3 separate regions of the Homo sapiens genome follow, and all the other regions are linked to region 1. A link is a contact called in ENCODE Hi-C or POLR2A ChIA-PET data. All regions are on one chromosome and are shown on one strand. The core of a region is the stretch at or near the end of the contact, and the rest is flanking DNA. Distances in the headings are between cores, read along the strand shown. Region 1 has its middle 180 kb from the start of MIR3201. Region 2 has its middle 39 kb from the start of LINC02925. Region 3 holds the start of TBC1D22A (TBC1 domain family member 22A).

The links. Hi-C counts contacts between places; a loop is a spot of excess contacts on that map. ChIA-PET counts read pairs that join two places held with the same protein, here RNA polymerase II (POLR2A). Pooled maps may share reads with other maps.
Region 2: a pooled map shows a loop between it and region 1 (6-fold over the local background). The contact joins two enhancer-like sites. A Hi-C loop is called at or near these places in 5 of 37 single-sample maps with no recorded cell type and 5 of 50 pooled maps.
Region 3: a loop to region 1 is called in a map with no recorded cell type, with 4 times the contacts of the local background. The contact joins the promoter of TBC1D22A here to the enhancer-like site in region 1. A Hi-C loop is called at or near these places in 12 of 37 single-sample maps with no recorded cell type and 5 of 50 pooled maps. POLR2A ChIA-PET finds 5 or more read pairs at or near these places in 1 of 52 experiments (B cell).

The regions. Positions count from the first base shown.
Region 1 is chr22:48,088,063-48,092,112 of GRCh38, reverse strand. No RefSeq gene overlaps it. Among named protein-coding and RNA genes, the nearest start is that of MIR3201, 180 kb to the left of the region's middle. RefSeq lists enhancers at 1,500-1,749, 1,780-1,859. Within about 2 kb of position 1,854, at least 6 of the 41 ENCODE cell types and tissues checked have a DNase peak (open chromatin) inside an H3K27ac peak, as active enhancers do.
Region 2 is chr22:46,578,250-46,582,299 of GRCh38, reverse strand. It overlaps a transcript of GRAMD4 not described here. Among named protein-coding and RNA genes, the nearest start is that of LINC02925, 39 kb to the right of the region's middle. RefSeq lists an enhancer at 373-452. Within about 2 kb of position 1,736, at least 10 of the 41 ENCODE cell types and tissues checked have a DNase peak (open chromatin) inside an H3K27ac peak, as active enhancers do.
Region 3 is chr22:46,761,319-46,765,368 of GRCh38, reverse strand. It overlaps TBC1D22A (TBC1 domain family member 22A), which reads right to left and starts at 2,719. Exons shown (of 13, transcript NM_014346.5): 1 at 2,521-2,719. The coding sequence starts at 2,582. TBC1D22A-DT (TBC1D22A divergent transcript) reads left to right here and starts at 2,841. Exons shown (of 1, transcript NR_186691.1): 1 at 2,841-3,458. RefSeq lists enhancers at 1,002-1,051, 1,072-1,151, 2,192-2,271, 2,972-3,101, 2,838-3,672 and 1 more and a silencer at 2,012-2,071.

The DNA of each region.
Region 1 (4,050 bases), core at 605-3,104:
CGACAAAGTTCAGCACAGAAGAAAGGGAGGCTTGGCCCAAGGACCACACCAACGTCTGCCCACAGTGGAGTTGGCTGGCCATCCACTATGATCTGTGTTCCACAATGGCTCTGAGGTTTTGGCGTTTATTTCTTCATCCAGCAGGCATAACTCTTGCTAATGCAGAAAGTGTCCAACGGCATGCAATTCCGATGTGAAACACCCAACATTTGAAAAGTTACTTTTTCTATATAGACCAATCCCATCAGATGAGCTGGCCCACGGTGCTTCAGCTGTCTGTCACTGGCTGTGTCCTACCAGACGGGGAAACCCCTTCCAGGTGGGGCTGGGGTCTCCGGACTCCCACATGGCTCATGCCCACAGTTGGTGCAGGGAAAAATGCCAGTGAAGATGAAGGATGAAACATGAGAATAAAATAAGTTTTATAACTTACTTTTTAAATAAGCAGGTATAAATTAAAATCAATATAAGAAAAACAGGCTCCCCAAAATAGAAGAGGGGTAGGAAAACCGATCTTACCCAGGCAGGCCCAGTCAATCCCCCAGGAAGGAAACCTCCAACGCAGAACAGTGGGAGCAGCTGGAGAAACAGGCCTCGTGAGATCTCAGGACGGGGCTGGGACTGAGGCAGAAAACCAGGAGGGTGCAGGCAGGTGCATGGGGAGGGAGGGGGGCCTTTTGGTTTTGCAGGATGTGCTGTGTCACACTTGAGAAGGTGGCAATGTAACTTCACTGCTGTGATCAGGGACCTGTGAATCCCGAATATCTGAGACAGGTCTCAGTTAATTTAGAAAGTTTATTTTGCCAAGGTTGAGGACGCGCCCATGACACAGCCTCAGGAGGCCCTGATGACATGTGCCCAAGGTGGCCAGGGCACAGTTTGGTTTTATACATTTCAGGGAGAAATGAGACATTGATCAGCATATGCAAGATGAACATTAGTTCAGCTTGGAAAGGCAGGACAACTCGAGGCGAAAGCGGGACAAATGGAAGTGGGGAGGGGGCTTCCAGGTCACAGGTAGACAAGAGACGAATGGTTGCATTCTTTTGAGTTTCTGATCAGCCTCTGCAAATGAGGCAATAAGATGTGCATTCATCTCAGTGAGCAGGGTGGGGGGCTTTAAATAGAGTGGGAGGCAGGTTTGCCCTGAGCAGTTCCCAGCTTGACTTTTCCCTTTAGCTTAGTGATTTTGGTGGGGCGGGGAGGGGCCAAGATTTATTTTCCTTTCCTAGAGGGCAAACCTGCTTTCTCTCTCATCCCCACCAGCTGGGATCAAGTCCATGTATTCCATACAACCCAAAGGCCCTTGTCCACTTTATGCTGCCTCTTTCTGCCCTTTGGGAGCAGTGGGAGGCACACCCCAGCCCCTTCTCCCTGCGTCCTGTGCGAGTCTCCTGGCTTAGCTGACTTTCGCTTTCTTATAGCCTGCCCAAGGAGGCATGGAACAGAGACCCTGGGGAAGATCGGGTCCACAGTCTACCAGTGAAAGGACTGAGCCCAGAGAGATAAAAAGACTAGGCCTGGGTCTTAGCAGTGAAGCTGCAGCCCCATTCTAGGTCTCCATAAGCATACAAGTGGACAAACAGAAGCCTGCTGCTGCGTGGGTGCAGAGAAAAATCCCAGTGCTCACAGGCACTGAGCATTTACCGTGTCTGTGCTTAGCAGCCCCAAGGGGGAGGCCATTCTCATTCTTCTTTTACAAAAGAGGAAACTGAGGCAGGAGAGGTGCCGTGCCTTGCCCTGGGCCTGGGGTGTGACCCGGAACGGGCTCTGGCTGGCGTCCTGCTGCTGGCACCACCGGCCGGGGAAGGACTGAGTCATCCTGGCCCTGTGGGAGTGGGAGGACGAACGGCTTGCTGTTCCAGCTTCTGACATGTGATAAAACAAAACAAAACAAACCCGAGCCCTTAGATTATCTGATTTGTGGTTTAATTATGTGTCTTCGGAGATGATTTAGGGGCTTAGGAAGGAGGCGGCAGCCCAGGCTCTCCTGGCTGTCCTCAGCCTGGCCCCGTCCTCCCGCTGAGAGCCGCAAGCCCAGCATGCTCAGCTTCCCTTCAAGAGGGGACCGTGCTCAGGACCCTGCAGAAAGCAGGTTCCAACTCTGACCCTGAAAGGGTCCCGGACACAGCTGTGTAGTGGCCTTGGCATTCCTGGACACAGCCATGTAGCAGCCACGGTGAGCTTAGGGCAAGAGGCCACGAGAGTCAGCCTTGCAGTCAGGTGACCTCAGCCTTGCTGGCCATCTTGGAGGCTTGTGATGGGACAGATTAGTAACAGAGGACAGTTCCTGGGACAGGAAGGAGGGTGGGAGACCTGCTGGGTGTCTAACGAGGAGTCCAGGCCCAGAAAGCTGGCCTCTTGGCAAGAGATTCCACTCCCTGGGACGGAGACGCTGGGAGGGCAGAATTTGTGGGGCTCAGATGCTCTCAGGATATGCGGGGGGCACCACCTGCTCAGTGAGCCTCTAGGTGTGCACACTCTCCCCACCCCGCCTGCCTCCCACCCCTGCTGCCCTCCCATCCCTCCTCCCTGCCTCTGCACCCGGTTCCCCCATCCATGCACACTCTTCTCTCTGACTGCGGCACCAGCCCCTCATCCTTAGTTGCTGGCTCCATGCAGCCCTCAAAACCCACGTCAGCCTGGCTGCTCCAGGATGCCTTTCCCCAGGCCCTCTGCCAGGCCTGCTGTGCCTGTCTCTGGGCCCCCATTCCCCCTGCAGGTGGGAGTTAAGCAATTTCCAGCAATCCTAGGAGTGGGAGGGAAAGGGATTGTCTCCCAGGCCCAGATGCTGGGGACAGCAGTCTGGTGGTAAGAGCCGGAGTCCCACAGCCAGATGACAGCTCCTCAGACATCTGGCGGAGACCCAGGGTGGCTCCTGCAGGGAGGAAAGAGACAGAGCAGGGCAAGTTGGGCCCCAGCCATGCCGCCCTTGAGGAGACAAGGCCTGGAAGGAGATGAGGCCTGGAAGGAGACCATGCCAGACTTGTCTCTCTGGGCCTGGCTCATTTCACTTGGCATAACGGCCTCCAGGTCCGTCCATGTTGTTGTAAATAGCAGGACTTCCTTCTTTATGGCTGAATAATGTTCCATTGGGTATACATCACATTACAGTACGCAGTCTTCCATAGACACACATGGAGATTGTTTCTGGATCTTGGCCCTTGTGAGCAGTGCTACAGTGAGCCTGTTCAGTGTGCCAATCACTCCTTGAAATACTTACTTCGACTCCTTGAATATACATAATTTTTATTTGTCAATAAAAATTTGACACAAGGGATAAAAATGGGACAAAACCCCCCCAGAGCCATCCCGCAGGCACTGCAAGGCAAACAAGGGAGTGGCCAGGGCGCTCCTGACCAGAGTCAGTGGTTCTCAAATGATTTAGTCTTAGGAACCCTTTCCACTCTTGAAAATCACTGAAGGCCCAAAAACCTTGGGTTCACATGAGTTATAACTATCGATATTTACCATGTGAGAAATGAACACTGAAACATGTTTTAAGTGTTTGCATATTTTTTAATATAAAAATTGCAGTCAGCTCATGATGTGTAAACATAACCTGTTTTTAATTAAAATTAAGTGTTTTCCAAGACGAAGCCAAAGTTAAGGAGAAGAGTGACATTGTTTTATATTTCTGCAAATCTCCCTAGTGCCTGGTTTAACAGAAGACAGATGGGTTCTCATCTTCTCTTCGGCATGCAAACTGTTGCAATATGTTATTTTGGGTGAAGTATGCAAAGACAATTCGGCCTTGCATAGATATCCAGGTGGAAAATGGAAGCGTATTTTCATAGACTTTTCAGATAATTATGAAGATTATTTTTGATGTTACATCAAAACTTAACAAACGGTAGTTTTTAAAAAGTTAGTTGCCATGTGGAATCTGAAACTATATCAATTATCTTTCACAATGAGCTGCATTCAAGAAAAAAAGCCAAACATTGGTCAGCCATCAAATAGCACTGTTACAAAGGCATGGTCTTGTGAGATCATGCATTGGTTATTTGAAAATATTGGTTCACTGAATTATGAAGACCTTTCAAATAT
Region 2 (4,050 bases), core at 487-2,986, 1.5 Mb after region 1:
CTCGGGAGTTTGGTGGCACAGAGTCCCAAGCAGAGTCTCTTGTCCCTCCTGTTCCCCAGGGACAAGTAACAATTCACCAAGCACAAAGCTTCACGGTTTCCCAGCAGCCCCACGCTCTGCCTCCTTGGACCTCACTTCACAGAGGGCAGTGACTCGGCCACTGCAAAGTGCATCCCAGAAGCCCTCACTCCTCGACCACCCATGGCCTCCACACCCAGCCCCACCCAGCCCCAGCCAAGGCCCCAGCACTGCTCCTCAGTAGACCTGCTTCCTCTAGGGAAGTGGCAGCCAGGCCTCTCCACCCACCTGGGCCTCCCTGTGGGAGGTGGTGCAGACGCGGCCATCTCAGGCCAGAGCCAGCTCTCAAGCTCTGGCTTCTATACCCTAGGCCAAGGCCTTCGTTTACAGGTGACCAAACTGAGGCCCAGAGAGGTTAGGTGTCTTGCCCAAGAACACACAGCAGCAAGATCAAGCACGCTCTCCGCCCAACCCCCGTGCATATGGGGCTTAGGTTAGAAGCACAGCCCATTGGTCCAAACCCACCTCTACCACGCAGCAACCTGTGGCTCTGTGCCAGGGCTTCCTCCTGCGTGAAATGCAGCTAACAAGAGCACCTACCTCCAGTTGGTACGAAAATAAATCATGTCTCATGCTTAGAGGGCTGTCTGGCCCTGAGCAGGACATGCTGTCCGAATCTTGCTATTTACTGCACATTTGACAGCAAAAAGAGAAGTCTCATCATGACTTTGAGTTTATTGCTGATATTTCTCTCACAAAACCCCCCTTAGAGGAGGGTTATCAGGAAGGCAGAAAGGCTGCAATGTTTATGAGCATAGCCTTGGGGGCAAAGCCACCCACGTGCAAATCCCAGCTCTGCTCGGGAACGAACTGGGGACTTAGGCAAGTGGCACTGCCTCCCGGTGCCTCAGTTTCCTCATCTGTAAAATGGGGTGAAGCTGTGTGCTCTGCAGACTTGGTTGAGACAATTCGTGTGAAACACTCAGCGCAGGCCTGCTGTGCAGAATGAGTGATTTCTATTACTATTATTAATGTTTTTGATAGGCCGGTACTTCCTGCCTTTCCTGTGTAACCACAGGGGACTTTAATCACTGGGCTTAAACATAATCACAACCCTAGGTTATAACTCAAACACCAAACAATCAGAACAGTAGCCCTGTAGACGGGACTGTCATTAGTGGCGAATTACCAGCCCAAAGTGTCCGCCCAGGCCTCTGCCACATGCCGAGATACCAAAGGCAAAACAACAGGGCTTTCTCCAATTAGGGAAACACGCATTTTCTTTTTTCTTTCTTTCTTTTTTTTTTTTTTTTTGAGATGGAGTTTCGCTCTTGTTGCCCAGGCTGGAGTGCAATGGCGCGATCTCAGCTCACCCCAACCTCTGCCTCCCGGGTTCAAGCGATTCTCCTGCCCCAGCCTCCCAAGTAGCTGGGATGACAGACATGCGCCAACACGCCCGGCTAATTTTTTGTATTTTTAGTAGACGTGGGGATTTCTCCATGTTGGTCAGGCTGGTCTTGAATTCCCGACCTCAGGTGATCTGCCCGCCTCGGCCTCCCAAAGTGTTGGGATTACAGGCGTGAGCCAGCGCGCCCGGCGAAACCCACATTTTCTTGCGCCACCTCTGTCTCTAAGAGTCTGAGTGACCTGCCTCTAAGTTCTCAAGTTAAACTATTACATATCCCCAGCAGCCAAGGGCTCCAAGCAGGTGACAGGCTGGCCTGGGCCCCACCCGCTGGGCTGGGTTAGGCCTGTGACACTCTGTTCACATAACTGTCCCCTTGGGAGATCCAGGCCTCCTCTCAGACCCCCCAGCCACACCTGACGGTGGAAGACTTGAACTTTTACTCCTTTACAAGCAGTATTTTTCAGGACCATTGCTGTGCCACCAAAAGGCAAAGAAAAGGCAGATCTAAACCCACCGTGGTGCCAAAGAGACCCCAAGCCAGCCTGTGGGATGCCCAAACCAGAGGCCTTCGAAAGCACTGTGAGTGGTCCACTTGGCCTCGGAGGCGCCCAGCAGATGACCATCTCCAAGCCAGGCAAGAGACGCTGCTTCCCAGCGAGCACCCTCTGCCTTCTGCCTGTTACTCACTAAACCCGGCCACAGCTTCTCTCCCTCAATTCACTGTCAATTTCTGTCGGAGCAGGGATGCTCTGCCACACACCCCAACACTGTCCCTGCTGCCCCGGGCTTTCTGCAGAGACAGTCTCCTTACCCCTAAAGAGGCCAGGCAGCAGCCTCTTGGGCCGCCTTGCAGGGGAGGAGGCAGGAACTCAGGCAGGGGGTGACCAGGCCACCCAGCCAGTCCCTGGTGTCTTCCCTCCCAGCCAGCACACGCCCACACCAACAGGAGCTCTGTAAATACCCAAGTCCCCACCATGGCCACTAGGCAGGAGACCCCAAACCTGACACACAGAAGCCCACATACAGGGACGCCTCCCCAGCTCCCCGAGATGGGGCAGCCTCCTAAAATGAGCCCCTGGCCGGAGCCCTGTCATGACAGGACTGGAACCCCAATGCCAAATAAACCCCAGTAGATTCGGCTACCGGAGAGAAATACCCAAACAGAGAAACATGGGGAGATGGAAGGGGGCTTCATGTGGCCCCCAGGGAGGGGAGGGGGCACACGGATGGCACAATCACTAACACAGATCACATCATGGGACTATCGGGGCCCCAGGTTCTCCCATAACAGGAAAGTCACCAGGACCCGTCAAGTGGGGTGCTGCTGTTTCTGTAACATGTCTAACATTGCTCTGATACTCCTTCCAAAGAGAAAACAGGCTTCAGGCTGGCAGCCCTCCCTGGCAGCAGAGGCTCACTAGGCTCCAATAACACTTTCTTTTCATTGAGCCTGAACCACTATTCTATTCTATTCTACAGCAGAAATGGTGATTCAGGAAAACCGGCTCTGATTCTCCTCCCTCGTTTTCCAGTTGGTGAAGGTGAAGCCTGGGAGAGCGGAGAGCAAAGATCACCTAACGCCGGCGCCGGGCTCCACAGATAAGAGGAGGGTACTAAGGGGAAGGCCTGGAAGGCTGGTGGTTTGGAGAGAGACCACCTGGTTCTTTCCCAGTGAAGGGTCCTCCACCTCCCTCAGCAGGAGACCCAGAATAAACAGCCTCCCAGGGCTATGTGGAAACACACCACAACTTGGAGACTTTCCCGTGCTCTCCAGAGTGCAAGACAGACATCACCGGACAGGCCCCGCCTGCCCCCAGGCTGCATGGCTGGGACAGCCGCACTCCACGCATCAGCCATAGGGGCAGCTGAGAGGAAAGAGCAGCAGAGCAGAGGGCTGGTGGCTCACTGAGACCCCAGGTGCCCAATTTCCCAGGCTCCAGGACCAAGCTGCATCTCCCTGTGAGCCCAGCACGGTGAGGACTGTGGGGCTTCGAGGTCTGCCCCGGGACCACAAAGTGCTGCAGAAGGGTCCACATGGCTGCCAAGGCAGGAGCAAGGCAAGACAGGCAGGGCCCCTTTCCTGGACCAGGCAGGGGTCTTCGGAAGGGTGTGCAGCAGGAAGGAGGGGCAGGGTTACTGAGGTCACTCATCTGGGGAGTCCCAGCTAACAACAGGGGAACGTGGTTTCACCCCAGCACGGGGCAGAGGCAGCAACTGAACACACACCCTGGCCAGACTGTGCATCCCCAAATGGGCCTGGGACACAAAAGTCAGGAAGACAGACTTCAGACTTCAGGCTCAGCCACAGCGCCCGGGGCAGAGGCCATGACTGACCTCCTAAACCCATTTTGAACCCCAACCCAGGGCGAGCCCAGCCTGAGGAGGCCCACATCACCCCATTCGATCCTCTTACCTGCCCCTGCCCACTTGCTAGTGAGGAAACTGAGGCCCAGGAGGCTCACTACCTTGCCCAAGGTCACAGAGCAGGAGGGTGAGGGAGGCAAGTCCCAGACTCCTCTCTCGAGTGCTGCCCTCGACTTCTGAGGCAACAGAGCCCTGACCCTGACCTCCCTCCCAGGCCCAGCACCAGGGCAGGGCTGCACTGGGCTGGGACTCAGGCACCT
Region 3 (4,050 bases), core at 1,470-3,969, 1.3 Mb after region 1:
TTGCATAGGTGTGGACTAAATAAATACGCAGCTAGTGACCAATCACCACTACTGATAGGAAAACGGGCACCCCTCTGTGACTCCTCCTTCAGGGAAGAGTTCCAGCCTGCCACCTGAAAGAGCAGCACTGCCAGAGGCTTGAGCCACAAGACGGATGGGAGACACAGAGGCTTCACAGGCCTTCCTGGTGCACCCAACCTCTCCTTCTTCTTCTGCCCTCTTCAGTGACAGCCTCGAACTCTCCAAGACTCCAACTTCACAAAGGTAATACAGAAGCTGCTCTCAAAAGTGCCTAAGACACAGAATAGCATCAAAGTCAGAGGAAAAGGAAAGCTGGTGTTCGGTATTTCAGGTTCACACAGAAGAAAGCTGGAGACTGTATTAGTCTCCTGTGGCTGCCATAACAAATTACCACCAACTGAATGGCTTAACACAACAGACACTTATTCTCTCTCAGTTTTAAACGCCAAAAACCCAAAATCAAGTGGTCATCTGCAGGGCCATGCTCTCTGTCAAGTCTCTAGGTGAGCATCCTTCCTTGCCTCTTCTAGCTTCTGGTGGCTGCCAGCAACCCCTGGCTTTCCTTGGCTTGTAAATGTACTATTCCAATCTCTGTTTCTGTCTCCATAGGGCCATTTCCCTGTGTGTGTCTCTCTGTATTCAAATTTCCCTCTTTTTATAAAAATACTAGTTGACGAACTAAGGCCCACCCTCATCCAGTATGACCTCATTTTACCTTGATTACTTGTGCAAAAACCCTATTTCCAAATGTCACATCCATAGTTTCCAGATGGACATAAATTCAACTCAGTATAAGGACAAATTACCAAGAGCCACAGCCTTCAATCCAAAGGTTGAGTCACTGCTGTAACTCCACACAGCAGCTCTGTTATTCTTACATCTAAGCTGATTAAGAATTAGAGTTTAGACTGATGAGGAACCAAAACCTTAAGACCTAAAAGTAACACATAAAAGTTACACTGTCATGTGGCTCCTCTTCCCTGGACTCTTATGTTCTACAGCATTTGTTCCTGTCACTACCAGGACCTCCTACCCACCACCATTCCAGAATCTTCACTCACCTTGGACCCTGACACTGGTTTTGTTGAAAGGTCTTACTGTTCTCGAATCAAGCACGGTCCTGTGGAGTCGAATAGGGTCTCCGGCCACCTTTGATGACTCCCTTCATTCTCAAAGCCACTGTCTGAGCTGTCAGTAACTCACGCTGCTAACCCCCAGATCACTCTTAAAAGTAAACTTTCCTTTTTTTTTTTGAGACAGAGTTTCGCTCTTATTGCCCAGGATGGAGTGCAATGGAACGATCTCGGCTCACTGCAACCTCCACCTCCCAGGTTCAAGTGATTCTCCTGCCTCAGCCTCCCAAGTAGCCAGGATTACAGGCATGTGCCACCATGCCCAGCTAATTTTGTATTTTTAGTAGAGACTAGGTTTCTCCATGTTGGTGAGGCTGGTCTCAAACTCCTGACCTCAGGTGATCTGTCCACCTCGACCTCCCAAAGTGCTGGGATTACAGGCGTGAGCCGCCACACCTGGCCAAAAGTAAACTTTTCTAACTGGATGCAGTAAATTCCAAAGTTTATCATTCAAACACTCAAACAATAATATTTATTATGAAACAGGAGTACAAACCATTTTACTGTGTTTATGAATGATTCTACTCAGACTTATCTTCGTAACACAATTCATAATTTTCAGCATTCCAGACTTCAGCTTTGGAACAGAACTATGTTCTGAAATCTTGACGTTTGCTTATCTCTGATCTGTTTTCACCAGTGGCTGATTTTATCCTAGGTACCCTCCACGTAATGTCTCATTCCCTAGGGCCCTGGCATAGCTCAGCGCCACAGCAATCAGACAAGGACTCTGGAGCTCTGGAGCTGTATAGCATCTAGGGTGTACCCAGGTCATTCCAGCCGAAGAAAAAAAAAAAAAAAAAAAAAAAAAAAAAAAAAACTTCCTGCTAACACAACATAGGAGGTGGTTTTGACACCAGCAAGCAGAAACATGGAAACTCACAGGGAAACTCTAGTCCTCTTCTATGCTCAAGGCAAGAGCCGCAGCCCTCAAGAGACCACAGGCAAATCAAGTGGGTCAAAAACACCACACCCCCTGCAGAAACTGATCCACCCAGCAGACGGGGGGCCTCAGCCCGGCCAGCTTCCGGACTCCACCAAACTTCACAGCATGACCCGAATCAGTTCCTTCCAGCCTCCCCAAGGAGCCCAGGAGTTTCTCGGAAAGAAGCCTGCCAGTGTCAGGAAAAACGCCAATAGCTCCTCCTCGTCCTTGCAAGCCTCGATCCTACGTGCAGCCACTGTCACCCCCAGACCCCACGCTCCGACCTCCGAGCCCCCCAACGCCCGTCACACCATCCAGCAGTCTCCTCAGAGTCCAAGTTGCCCTCTCCAGACCCCCGACTCCACCCGCAGCCCAGGAGGCCAACGCGGCCACCTGACCTCTGACCCCTGACCCCGACCTGGCCCTCCGCGGCACACCCACCTGCCCGGGAGCTTGCTGTTGCTGCGCTTCCAGAATTGCTTCCTGGCCCCGTCGCTGGCCATGGCCCCTCCTCATCCCTCAGACCCGCGGCCCAGACACCCCGAGTGCACCCGGCCCTCCCCTAGCGGCCCTTTCCTGTGCCCCGGGTGGCCCCTCACTGCTCCCGGGACTCCAGAGCCTAGAGCCGAGAAGCTCTTCCGCCTCCTTCCGGAAGTTGTGCCTACGCGCGCCCGGAAGTCCCGCCTAAGTCCCTGGTGGCGAGTGACGCAGCACTCCGAGCGCCCGTCGTTATTAAAGGGCGACGCCGCGCAACGCACGTTACACGCATCGCGGAGGGAGCGGAGGTGGTTGGGTTTCTGAGTTTGAGTCTGTCGCTCCTGGCTCTCCCGACACAACAGCGGCGCCCACCTGCCCGCAACGGACTCCCAGGAGCCTCGAGCTCCTCATTTCCAAAGCTGAACTGCCCCGTGTCTGATTCCGATTTCTCTTGAGCGCGTTTCGGAGCCGGCCCAGAACAGAGGGAAGCCAGACACACCATACCCGGCCCAACAGTGGCAGGGCGGCTGCGGGTGCTGGTCAAGCTGGGTCACCCGGCACTGAGTGACGATCAGCAAATACTCAGTGGACGAAATATTTGCAGTGCAGTGAGGTGAGGGGCATAACCGCGGAGCGTATTCGAAGAGATGAGAGAGACTGGGGATTAGGCCAGGCTTGAAGGGAAGAATGGTTTGAGCACCGAGGACAAGAATTAATTCCCCAGGCCTGGGTTCCAGCCTTGTGCGGCTATCACGTGCTTGAAACCTGGCTAGTCCGGAGTGAGATGCGCTTTACGTGTAAAATACAGGATTCCAAAGACGTCGTATAAAATAATTTGTATATTGTTTGCATGTTAGGTAACATTTTTAATGTATTGGATTAAATAAAATGCATTAAAATTATTTTTACATTCCTTTTACTCTTTTTAAAATTATTTTTACCTTTTTTATTCTTTTTTTCCGGGGGGGACTGGGGGTGGGTGTCTTGCTATGTTGCCCAGGCTAGTCTCGAACTCCTGCCCTCTAGTGATCCTCCTGCCTCACCCTCCCCAGTAGTTGGAACTGCAGGTGCACACGTTATGACTAGATCTTTTTACTGTGTGTGTGTGTGTGTGTGTGTGTGTGTGCAGAAAATCACTAAAAAAACCGTGTCTGGTTTGCATTACATTTCTGTGCTTCTTAGACCAAAGATTGAATGCTCAGGGACTGTCATTTCAGACTGGAGCTTTAGTGTATTTGGAGCTCCTGCCAGTTCTCTTTTAAAACAAAAATCTAAGACATATTTTCTGATTAAGAATTTCCCTGGAGGCTGAGGCAGGAGAATAGCGTGAACCCGTGAGGCAGAGCTTGCAGTGAGCCCAGATCGTGCCACTGCACTCCAGGCTGGGCGACAGAGCGAAACTCCGTCTCAAAAATAATAACAATTTCCCATGCCTCTTCATTTACTGGTAAGTAACATTGACTTAGTACTTACTATGTGCAAGGCGTCCTACTC